Regions from separate parts of the Mus musculus genome. Here region 1 is linked to region 2. The links are chromatin contacts, found by Hi-C or POLR2A ChIA-PET in ENCODE. All regions are on one chromosome and are shown on one strand. Each heading gives the region's core, a stretch centred on a gene start or an enhancer-like site at or near the end of the contact. The rest is flanking DNA. Distances are from core to core; before and after follow the strand shown. Region 1 holds the start of Clcn6 (chloride channel, voltage-sensitive 6). Region 2 holds the start of Miip (migration and invasion inhibitory protein).

Region 1 (5,804 bases), core at 140-2,639, 170 kb before region 2:
TTCGAGACAGGGTTTTTCTGTAGAGCCCTGGATGTCTTGGAACTCACTTTGTAGACCAGGCTGGCCTCAAACTCAGAAATCCGCCTGCCTCTGCCTCCTGAGTGTTGGGATTAAAGGCGTGCGCCATCACACCCGGCTCGGTTTAAGCATTTCTAACAGTTCCCACCCCCTATCCATTATTAGTTGAGCTCCCAAATCACACAAGGATGAGCCTGTGAACCGACAAATTTGTTTACCCTTCTACTGTCCAGTCCCCTGCCTGTGACTGGACCAGAAAGACCAGTCTCAGGCGTGGCATCGCCAGTGCCTGGCAGAGTAGTAAAACAGGCAGTACTCACTGGGCTCAAAACTGCCAAGACCTCCACACCAATCTCAAAATGCCTCGCTGCCACCTACTGATCATTTAAATAAGACTGACAAACACTGAGCCCACCACTCCCGGAAGAGTTGTGATAGATGCATGTGAACTGCAGGATGCTATGGACACCTGGGCGTTGAAACTAATGGTCGGTCCACTCTTCCTTTCCAGATGCTGTCAGGGAGATGGGTTTAAGAGACTATGGCAACCAGGCATGACAACGCACATATTTAATCTCAGCTCGCAGGAGGCAATGGATCTCGGAGTTCGAGGCCTGATCTACAGAGAGTTTCAGAACAGCTAGGGCTACACAGAGAATCTGTCGCGAAAACCAAACCAAACCAAACAAAATCCCAGAGAGCGAGCGAGAGAGCTAGACAGACAGACACTATGGCAGGCAGCCACCATGGCCTGAGGGATGGTAATCGGGTCACCTGGTCAATGGGTCACAGGCCGTGGCGGGGATGCGGGTCCCAGAAGGCTGCAGGGTCTGGATCACTGCCCCAGATCCAGGATTCCTTTAACTTTGAGATACCTTCCTGCAGGTAGTGGGGCTGGGGTGACAGCCTCCATGAGTATTCATAGGCCCTAAGGAGCCTTCACGTGCAAAGGGCCGGCCAGCACCTAACCGCCTGCCCACAGGTCTAGCTTGCGGTGGTGTGTTCCCGACTCTGCGAATCTATCCGCAGCGTCCCAAGCCTTTTGCGTTACCTCTTGCGTCAGATCGGTGGCGGCGAGGGTGCCACCTCCCTAGGGCTGGCGAAGAAGGCGGGGCGGAGCTGTCGGTTGCTAAGGGAAACAGGACGAGCGGCAGGCGGAAGCCACATCTACGAGACGAGACGACGGCCGGAAGTCCCGCCCCAACATGGCCGCGCCCAGAGGTCTCAGGGGAAGCCAGCCAAGTACTGCGTCATGTGACGCGAGCCCTCGCCCCACCCGTCTGCAGCCACTCCCTGTCTCCGGACCCAGAGCTCGAGAGGGCCACGTGACCCTCCCGGGGCCAGTCACGTGAGGCGCGGATCCTGGGTGGGAGGGGGGTTGGCCTAGGTGGTCCGGAGCGGCAGCAAAGGAGGAAGATGGCGGGGTGCAGGGGGTCCGTGTGCTGCTGCTGCCGGTGGTGTTGCTGCTGCGGTGAACGGGAGAGCCGCACCCCCGAGGAGCTGGTGAGCGGCTGCCTGGCTGGGGAAGGGGTGGCTACGGAGGGATGACAGGATGACAAGAGGCGTTGCCGGGGGTGGGGCCGCGCCGGACCGCGCCTGCAGGTGGCAGCGGGTGGGGCCCGGAGACCGCTGCCTGGGCTCGGGAAGCATCCAGCTTACCTCCGCGTGCCCCAGCCAGAGTTCTGTTCTATAACCTCTCTCTGGACTCCGAGGGAGGGCCTCGGCCAGCTTGAATTAATGCCGTCCATATTCTCTTTGAGTTTTGAACGAAGCAAGCATTGTAGAATGAGCCCTTGCGCGGGACGTGACGCCCATGCCGTTGGTGTAGTTTCTCTGGCCTGTTCTTATTCTCTACCCTTCACTCTTTCTGGGTCACTGGTGATCCAGCTTCCCCGTGCAAAGCAAGCTGGGAAAACTTGAGTTGTGTTCTCAGAATTGATTCATTCCCCCCGATTCCGTAGTCAGTCTATTGTCAAATGAAACACGAATTTTCTCCTCCAACGAAGCTGCCATCAGACATCTTTCAGGTGTCCTGAAGGTGAGCATTACGATTTAAAGAATTCGCCGATCAATAGAAATGTAGAGCTCATGGTTTTGAAACATTGTTCCTCTTTGAAGATGGCTCTAGCTAATTTCGATTTTAATAATACTACCCTCCTTGTACCCTTAACCCATTAAAAGATCTCCATTCTGTGAATCTGTTTTTCTAGACCATCCTTGGGGAGACACAGGAAGAAGAGGATGAGATTCTTCCAAGGAAAGACTATGAGGTGAGGTGTTCCAGATGCTGTCCTGGGTAACTGGTGTAGTGAGAGGACTGAGTGCTTCAGGCCTCCAACCAGAGATGCTCTTTGACCCTCTGCCTCAGGGAATGGGGGAGATGACTGCCTAGCAAGTCCTTAACCTGGTCCCACAGTCTGGTGGTGATGCATTCCAGTTCTGCCTGGATATAGAGCGTGTTTGCCATTAAACCTTCCAGGGACCCAGGGTCGAAGCTCTTCCCTGTGAGTGCTCAAAACAGTCTCTCTCGTGAGCTGTGAGGAGACCTTGCCTCTCTCTCTTCTGCCCTATTCTGGATTATAGTTTCCAGTTTCAGATATGAAACTTTGAAGAGTGTGGGGCCACATGTTGTGGTTCCTTTTAGTTTGCCACTGGACTTGGGAGGCTGAGATGGGAAGAGCTCTTCTGGAGACTCACAAAGGCTGCTCCATCAATCCTATCCCAACCTCTTATTTTTTGAAAAAGATTTATTTATTTAATTAATGTATATGAGTATACTGTAGCTGTCTTCGGACACGGATTCCTATTACAGATGGTCATAAGCCACCATGTGGTTGCTGGGAGTTGAACTCAGGACCTCTGCAAGAGCAGTCAGTGCTCTTAACTGCTGAGCCATCTCTCCAGCCTCCCTATCCAACATTTTTGTTTCCCTATCCAACCTTTTGAGTAACTCTGTCACACCCATTTGTAGCTCGCTTGCCTTAGGCTGATAGAATGTTCATGTGAATTTTTTTTTTTTTTTAGATTTATTTATTTATTATATGTAAGTACACTGTAGCTGTCTTCAGACACTCCAGAAGAGGGCATCAGATTTCGTTACAGATGGTTGTGAGCCACCATGTGGTTGCTGGGATTTGAACTAGGGACCTTCAGAAGAGCAGTCGGCGCTCTTAACCACTGAGCCATCTCGACAGCCCCTCATGTGAATTTTTTTATGGATTAGTGATTTTACACTCAAATCTTTAATGTTTCCCATTTAGCCATCTCCACATACAAGTTTGTGGGAAGCTGTTTGTTTTATGCTGTTTTGTTTATTTATTTATTTTTTCTTTTTGAGACAGGGTTTCTCTGTGTATCCCTGGCTGTTCTGGAATTCACTCTGTAGACCAGGCTGGCCTCAAACTCAGAAATCCACCTGCCTCTGCCTCCCAAGAGCTAGGATTAAAAGTGTGTGCCACCACGCCCCAACTGTTTTATGTTCATAAGAGCAAATTCATTCAGACACTAATCAGGGAAGTCTGCTCAGCGTACATCTAAGGGCCAGCCCTCTGAGCAGCTTTTTGTATTTATTTGGGATGGGGGGGAGGGGGATGACATTTTTCTTTTTTAATTTTAAAACTTATTGTTAGGGGCTGGAAAGATGGCTCAGTTGTTAAAAGCACTGATTGCTTTTCCCGGGGTCCTGGGTTCAATTCCATCTGTATTCGATTTTAGGATATTCAGTGTCCCTTTCTGGCCTTTGTGGGAAATAGTTATGCATGTGGTACACATATATACATGCAGGCAAAACACTTGTGCATATAAAAATAAAATCTGTTGGGTTTTTTTGTTTGTTTGTTTGTTTTTGTTTTTCAAGACAGGGTTTCTCTGTATAGCCTTGGCTATCCTGGAACTCACTCTTTAGACCAGGCTGGCCTTGAACTCAGAAATCTGCCTGCCTCTGCCTCCCGAGTGCTTGGGATTAAAGGCCTGTGCCACCACGCCCGGCTAAAATCTGTTGTTATTGTTAAGGGGTCACATGTGGAGGTCTGTGGAGTTAGTTTTCTGATCTTTACTTGGGTTCTGGGAATGGAACTCAGGTTGTGGGTCTATGGTTTTGCTCACTGAGCCATCGAGTCAGCTTTTTCTTTTTCTTATTTATTTATTTATTTATTTATTTATTTATTTATTTATTTATCTATCTATCTATCTATTATATGTAAGTACACTGTAGCTGTCTTCAGACAGCACCAGAAGAGGGCATCAGATCTCATTACGGGTGGCTGTGAGCCACCATGTGGTTGCTGGGATTTGAACTTCGGACCTTCGGAAGAGCAGTCGGGTGCTCTTACCCACTGAGCCATCTCACCAGCCCCTTCTTTTTCTTTTTTTTTAAGACATGGTCACTCTGTGTACCCCTAGATGGCCTCCAGTACAGCCGTATATCCGTATTAGGGGCACACCCAGTGTAGGTGGCCCTTAATCCTCTGCCTCTGTAGATTTGCTTCTTCTGGATAGCTGAAACTTGTTTGTGGAGCCCTGGTGTGGGACAAAGGCCATTCCCATCTCTCCCTGTGGGTGGGTGGGGGAATAAACTTGCCATGGCTGGATTAAGACAGAGAGGCGGGTACATACCTGAGAGCCAGGCACAGCAGGAGAGAGAGATAGGATAGCATTCTTCTCAGGCAGATAGGTATAGGCAACTTCAGAAGAGAGAGCTTGGTTTTCATTTTTTAAAATTTTGACATTTAAAATAGAGTTATCTCTATTTGATTTTACATGGATGTTAGGGTAGACAGGTGACTGGGTTTAAAGAACAGATAGTTGCTGGGACAGTTTGGGCTGGCTGCTAGATCTCTGTCCTGCCTTGTGATTCTGTCTCCATTATCTGCCCCTGTTGACAGGAAGTCTGGAGAGGGATTCCCAGCATTTGACTGTCCTGTGGCAAATCCTGACCTTAGGTAGACAGAGGCTTCAGAGAAAGAACTTCCTCTCCCTCTCACCTTACCCTGTACCCCATTTTTGACTCCAGCTGCAGGAGGCTTCTTTGCCCACACCCCAAGAAGATCTCCAGCAGACACTGGTTATTTGGAGGCAGCAACAGATCCCCAGGTTGGGGGCTGCATTTGCCTGCCGAAAGTGGTAGGAAGCTGGCTGTGGTTGCACACACCTTTAATCAAAGCACTTGGGAGACAGAGACAGGCAGATCTCTGAGTTTGAGGCCAGCTTGGTCTATGTAGTGAGTTTCAGAACAGCCAAAGCTACGTAGTAAGACCCTGCCTTGAAGAACCAAAACAATAAAAATAAAAAAGAAAGAAAGAAAGAAAGACTGGGTTGTCGTGCCACCCCAGTCTGATTAGATTGGTAGAGCCATTCATAGCACTCAGGAAAACATGATTTTGGGTACCCAGTTTATTAATGCATTTACTAAAGGGTATAGCTGTACAGGCAGATAGAGGTGTGCAGGTAAGGTTTGTGGGAGCTTTCCTGATCTCCTGGGGGGGCCATCCTTCCAGTATCCTCCTGCTCTTGGGACCTAGTCCTCTCAGCTCCTTAGAGGCTTTGTTATGTAGGTGTGACTGATGGCATCCTTTGCCATTGGTGAGCAGCTTAGTCTTCTGCCTCTCTTCTTTATTTTATTTTATTTTATTTTAATTTGGTTTTTTGAGACAAGGTTTTTTTCTGTGTAGCCCTGGCTGTCCTGAAACTCACTCTGTAGACCAGGCTGGCCTCAAACTCAAAAATTCGCCTACCTCTGCCTCCCGAGTGCTGGGATTAAAGGCATGCGCCACCACGCCCGGCTTCTG
Region 2 (6,327 bases), core at 790-3,289:
CCCAACCCCCTACAGCTAGCTGCCTGTAGTGCTGATGACATTAACATTTAGAGTCCATAGCTGAGTGGAAACAAGGACACCAGTAATCTGCACAGCACTTTCTAGCACTAGGAATGCCAGCCAGCAGGAAGCCTTCATTGAGCACAGTCCATGCCTTACTCCCCTGCGTCCTAGGTTCAAGGCACTGTGATGTTGTCAGCGTTGGGATCTTACAATCTAGCTCCTGTTTGCAACCAACCAGTGGCAATAGTCTTCTCGGGTTTGTGGCGCATCAGGGGTATCATAGGAAGGTAACCCACCTCTGGCTCTAAAATCTATGTTGAAAGAAAGCAAAAAATCATCTCTGTCCTCTGTCTCCACTGCGGGGGGGGGGGGGGGCTCCTCCTGATTTTAAGCTCTTTAACTGTTGCTTTGATGTTTCCAGGGAGAGAGAGAGAGAACCCCCACAGAGCCTACAGAAGTCAAGCCAGCTGCTGTTGGCTTTAAACTTAATTCTATTAGATCATGCAACTGAGCAGCCACGCTCCCCACTGTTATGTCCTTTATACAGAGGAGGCTAAATACAAAGCTCTTCCAAGTCTCTCTAGTTTCCCGGACAAAAGTTATCCTCATAGCTCTCGTGATGGGTACATCTTCCGGGCCCCTCCACTGTGGACAAGTAGCTTTTACACAAAGCCACTCTATCATTCCAAGTTCCCTAAGCCTTTCAATCCCATCCTCAATAGAATACCACTCCAGGGTGTCAGGCGACTGCAGCTCTCTTGTAGTAGGCCATCTCTGGACCCATGCTTCAGCCAACCAATCAAACAAACTCTTCACACCATTATCTTCAACAGTGCGGGCTATGACATTAAACTCACTATCAAGGCTCAAAGGACCTAAACTGAGAAATTCAATCTGATCCAGTATTGTGAGCCTCCCACCATTATCCCACACCCTTAAAATCCATTTCCTAGCATGTTCCTTTGCCTTTTGGCGATTTGAGTGAGCAAGTGAATTGAGTTCATGATTAGTATGGCGGTGTTTCTGACTTGTAAGGTCAGACAGAGACTTGGGTCTGGTGACAGGTTCAGAAGTAACTAAGGATGTTGAAGACTGGATCTGAGGGGCATCTGCTTTGTCCTGCTGGGTGCGTTCTTTAGACAAGGCATAACCACTTTCCTCAGACAAGGATGGAGAGGCCAAGACAGTGGGCAACTCAGCTTCCTCAGACCCTTCAGAATCTATGTCCTCCCACACATCTCCATCCCAGGTTACCGGATCCCATTCTTTACCAATCAGTGCCCTCACCTTATCTGCAGACACTTTCCGGGCAGGCTGACACATGACCTGGGATTGCACATCAGCTAACCTCACAATGAGGGCTTCAGTCTGTTTTTCCCCAACTTCAATCCTGTGGCGGTAGGAAAGAAGAGTCTCCCCCAGGACACACTTAGAAGCCTTTAGATCATTTATGTGCATTCGGAGCTGGGAAATTTCATCTCTGAATTGGTCCCTTTCCTTTGTTACTTTATCCAGAAATGCCAGAAGCAGCTCGCCAACTGCGTCATAGTCCCTAATCTTGCAGAAATGTTCAAAAGTATGGTACACAGAGTCATTAAGTTCCTTACCGCTCGAAAAGGATGAATCGGGGAGATCGGCCACATTTATCTTCTGCAGCAGCTCACGCCATGGGTTAACAGTGTCATTATCCGGAGAGTCATTATCCGGAGAGTCCTCGGCAAGTTCAGGTTTGAAGAGCCAGCTCGAGAAACCAGCAAGCGCACGTGGGAAATTCATCTTCAGACTTTTGTTTCCCTAGAACTCGGCTACTGCGTCCTACAAGCCTCGGATCCAAATTCCAGTTCGTCCCTGGCAAAAGCACTCTGGGGAGTTGCTAGTGTGGGGTCCGCGTGAAAAGGTCAAAGTTGCCGGAGTCTCTAGCCCCACCTATCCACTGCCATTAGAGACTTTACATCCGGAAATTGCGTAACCGAGTACTACTGACCAACCAGAGCCTGTCCTCAATTTGAATTGGTAGAATTAGCATTAACAGTTAACCAATCAGCAATGAGGTCCCATTAGCCCCTCCTTTCCATATTGAAACTGCCGCTTCCGGATGCGAAGAAACAAATATAAGGCGTCCTGGCACTGTCAATTGGCCGAGCAGGACAGCGGCGGAGGCCCCGCCCCAGCCTTAGCCAATTAGGACAACCACTGGAGGTTCCGCCCCTGCTGGAGGCGGATTCCCCGGCTGCTGGGAATCTGGGCTTTCGGGCGGAGAGCGTTGGCGTCCTTTTATCCATGGCAGCCGCTGATCTCGGGACCACAGAGGCGTGCCTTCGTCCCGCTAGACCGGTAGAGAAGGGGCAAGCGCCTAGGCCCCGGTGTGCACCCTGCCTGAGTGCGCGTGAGTGAGATGCTGGGGTCTTCTCTGCTCGCCCCCTGCAGCCTGCTCCGAAACCCAAGTCTCCAGGGGCCTGTAGGGTGGCAGGGCTGGGAAGGATAGGGGGGTCTGATTCGGCTGGAGGAGTCTGGGCTGGGGTTGTAAGAGAAGTGGGAAGTGCTTCTTTATATTGCAGACATCTCTTCCAGAAGCAAAAGAAAGTGTCTGGAGAGACGGCTCAGTGCTCTTAACCACTGAGTTCAATTCCCAGCAACCACATGGTGGCTCACAACCATCAGTAATGGAATCCTACGCCTTCTTCTGGTGTGTCCGAACAAATAAATAAATCTTTGAGAAAGAGAGAGAGAGAGAGAGAGAGAGAGAGAGAGAGCCCCTGAGTATAATTTTTGAGGACCAAAGCTGGCCGGAGAAGGGGTGGGGGTGGGGTTTGTGTCCCAGTCAGGGCCATGCTTTCCTCCGTGCAGACCCTTCATAGGGAGTCATGTGTCAACAAAGGTTTATTTGCCCCAGAGCACAGCCAACAGAACAGAGAAACGATTCCACCCAAGTGTGGCTGGGTGAACCAAGGAGTGTACGTATTGGGGTCATGACCCAAAGGCAGCTACATCACTGACAGTCCCACCGAGCACGGGTTCTGATCCACCCCCGCGCAGCTTTCAGGCAGCTCCATCTGAGAATGCTCTCCCCTGGACATAGTTTAAATCAACCTTGTGGAGGGAGCTCTAGGAATTTGCAGCCTTCTGAAGAGATTCTCTCCTCCCACCATCAGGGAGAAGTTTGAAAGTCAGGGGAAGTAGCCACTGCACAACAAGCAGGAACCTACATTTTGGTTCAAACCCTGCTTTTGACATTTAGTAGCTGTGTGACCTTGGGATATACATGCAAATTAAAGAAAGGAAGAAAGAAAGAAAGAAAAGCAAAGAAATGAATTGACCAGGAGAAGACTTGTGGCAGAGAAAAAGGCTTAATGCTTCCAGTTCTGGGTTCAGTGCCAGCTCCAGATAGTATGAGACCCCGACTTAGAGCGTTTCTCCCTGGAAGGTAAAGCCCCTAGACGTTCCCCAAGCTTGTTTTCCCTGATCTCTAAAAATGCAGCCAGAAAAAAGCTCTTTGTTCTCTATAGCCAGCAAAAAGCCTTTTTGTTTCTATACTTTACAACCAGAGATGCCTACCTTCCTGTGCCAATGACACGGAGATAAAAATTCAGAAAGAACTCACTCCCCACTCCTGCCTTGTAAATTTCACCAAGGACACCCGGAAGAGAACTCCTCCCAACTCTTCCTAACTCCTCCCAACTCTCCTCCCAACTCCTCCCAACTCTTCCTAACTCCTCCTAACTCTTCCTAACTCCTCCCAACTCTCCTCCCAACTCCTCCCAACTCTTCCTAACTCCTCCCAACTCTCCTCCCAACTCTTCCTAACTCCTATCAACTCTCCTCCCAACTCCTCCCAATTCCTCAGCTAGCTGTTAAAAGCCCCCTAACTGTCACCACTCAGGGTCGAACTCCCCTGCCCTGCACAATAGCACAAGTCATTAAGCTTTAAATTAGCATGCTGCACTAGTCTTTTCTATATGATAAAGGAGTCAGATTAATATTAAAAATAAGTTCTTATATGTGTGGGTATAGGGCAAGCACATGCCCTGACCCATGAATGTATGGAGGTAAGAAGACAATTCATGAGAGTCAGTTCTCTCTACTCTGTAGGCCCTGGGAATTGAACTCAGATCGTCAAGCTTGGCAGCAAGCACCTTTATCTATTGAGACGTCTCACAGGCCCCAGGAATTAGATTACATAGGGAAGGCCCAGTGGGAGTTGTCGTCTCTTGGCAGGCAAGGAAGCAGAGAGGATAATAAGTAAACAGGGTGAGGCTGCAGGGTGATGATCTTAATCTAGGCCTGTGTGGCAGGGTTCCTCCCTCATTTTTCTTGTCATTGCTGTTTTGACTTCAGGTGGAACCTAGGGTCAGCACCTCTGCAGCCCAGAGACAGTGACATTACTGTGAGAAGCCCGCATGCCCAATATGGCAGAGACTAAAGACCCCGTTCGGCTTCGGCTGCTTAGCCTGGAGCTCCTGAAGCAGCTTTGGGCTGGGCACGAAGCCATGTGTCGGTCGGTGGTGAGAGCAGCATCAGGGGTAGGTGGCTAAACTTGGTAATGCCCAGGTGTCGAGGAAAGACAGTTTATGCTGTGATGCACCCATTTCATTGACGGTGCAAAACTGAGGCCTTGGGAGGAAGGGACTGGGTTGGGATACCCCAAAGCCACAGCAGGGTAAATTACAAGGTCCACAGCAAGCCAGAGTGCCTGGGCATTGGCTGGGCTGCTGCCTGGGTAACCTGACCTGTTTCTTACAGTCAAACTTGGATTGTAGCAGCAACAACTTAGAGATGCCACTGTCCCAAGAGACTTCTTCCGCTTCCTCAGTGGCCCCCAGCTCACAGGACAAAAGACACATGTTGGACCCACTGGACAGTCGTCGAGATGACACGTTTGATGTGGCCTGGTATGTCAAGTTCAACTCCAGGATGGACTCTTTCCTACCTGCCACAGGCCAACACCAGGAGCCCCAGGAAGAACTACGGCCCCCCTCAGTACCCTTGCTAGCCACTCAGGGTCTGAAGGGGCCAGTGTCTTTGGGAGGACCAAAAGGTCTGGGACCTGACAAGACACAGGTCCCAAGGTCCATCCTGTCACGACTAAGCAAGCCATCTAAGGTAACTTAAGTAGTTCCTGGAAATCATGGGGAGCCTCAGTTTCCCTGTCTGACAGATTGTCCCTAGAAAGTGTCCCTTTGGGGGGTGGGGGTGGGGTTGGGGCTTCTAGAAGGTCCAGTGTGATGTTATCATTGCTATCAGTTCTTAGTCAGCACTTTGTGAAGAAGGAGGCAAGTCTTATTGTACAGGTAGAGAGACAGGCCTGGAGCCCAGGTCTGTTCAAAGCCACACCTAAAGTGGGTCCAAACTGACCTTCTCGTTTCTGAGTTCCCCAGCTGAGGCTGGCACCGAGCTGGAGTCTTAAGTCATGACAAGGCATGGTGTCGCTCTGTAATGGGACCTCTGGGCCAAACCTTCTGATCTAACCTTTGTCTACTTCCTCAGCCCAGAGTGACCTCCCAGGAGTCTGCAGTGCCTGAGAGCAGCTGGCACTCTAGGCCATACCTAGGCTATGATTGGATTGCAGGTGAGGGGAGGGGTTACAGGCGATGGGTGGGCATTCAAGTGAGGGAGGGGTGGGGTTGGACTAATCTCAGCCTGGACCCAAGGAAGGTGAATGGATGAGCTAGTGAACTGTGACTGCTGGCCTATAGTAGAGCATTTACAGCAGCCAGGTCCCCGAGCCACACTAACAGAAGCATCTCATCTCTTCTGCTCCTCTGGTTCCTCGGGGGCTCCTGTCGTCTTTCTAGCCTCTTCTGCTTCGTCTCTGAAAACTGAGTGTTAGGATGCATGCGGCAGAAATGATGCCATTTTAGCTTTTAATTTTAACCATTCGTATATGTGTGAGTTTGCCTGTATATATGTCTGTCCATCATGCACATACCTAGTGTCTGTGGAGGCCACAAGGGTGTGGGGGAGGCTGGAATTGGAGTTACAGGGGTGGGGGGAGGTGTGGTGGGGGGAGGGGTTGTGAGCCATAGGGTATGGGTGCTGGGAGGTGAGTCCCTGCAAAAGCAGCCAGTGTTCTTTTCTTGTTAGTTTGTATTCACTGGGTCTCTCTGAATATTCCTGGCTGGCCTGGATCTCCATCCATACACCAGGCAGCCCTAGAACTCAGAGATCCGCCTCCTGCCCCGCCTCCTGAGAGCTGGGATCAAAGGCATGTGCTATCACTCCAGCCCTACCTTAGTCTCTTCTTAGTAACTTTTTTTTTTTTTTTTTTTTTTTTTGGTTTTTTGAGACAGGGTTTCTCTGTATAGCCCTGGCTGTCCTGGAACTCAC

What was found. A loop is a pair of places that touch in the nucleus more often than their neighbours do. ChIA-PET counts read pairs that join two places held with the same protein, here RNA polymerase II (POLR2A).
Region 1: a loop to region 2 is called in a map of T-helper 1 cell, with 6 times the contacts of the local background. The contact joins the promoter of Clcn6 here to the promoter of Miip in region 2. A Hi-C loop is called at or near these places in 1 of 37 maps with a recorded cell type or tissue (T-helper 1 cell). POLR2A ChIA-PET finds 5 or more read pairs at or near these places in 1 of 5 experiments (embryonic stem cell).

The regions. Positions count from the first base shown.
Region 1 is chr4:148,034,398-148,040,201 of GRCm38, reverse strand. Clcn6 (chloride channel, voltage-sensitive 6) reads left to right here and starts at 1,389. Exons shown (of 23, transcript NM_011929.3): 1 at 1,389-1,521; 2 at 2,229-2,288. The coding sequence starts at 1,435. Mthfr (methylenetetrahydrofolate reductase) reads right to left here and starts at 1,125. Exons shown (of 12, transcript NM_010840.3): 1 at 1,070-1,125. RefSeq lists promoters at 1-784, 1,037-1,226, 1,037-1,675.
Region 2 is chr4:147,864,431-147,870,757 of GRCm38, reverse strand. It overlaps Miip (migration and invasion inhibitory protein), which reads left to right and starts at 2,039. Exons shown (of 10, transcript NM_001025365.2): 1 at 2,039-2,389; 2 at 4,339-4,523; 3 at 4,744-5,103; 4 at 5,488-5,569. The coding sequence starts at 4,401. It overlaps Fv1 (Friend virus susceptibility 1), which reads right to left and starts at 1,779. Exons shown (of 1, transcript NM_010244.3): 1 at 400-1,779. The coding sequence starts at 1,779. The coding sequence ends at 400.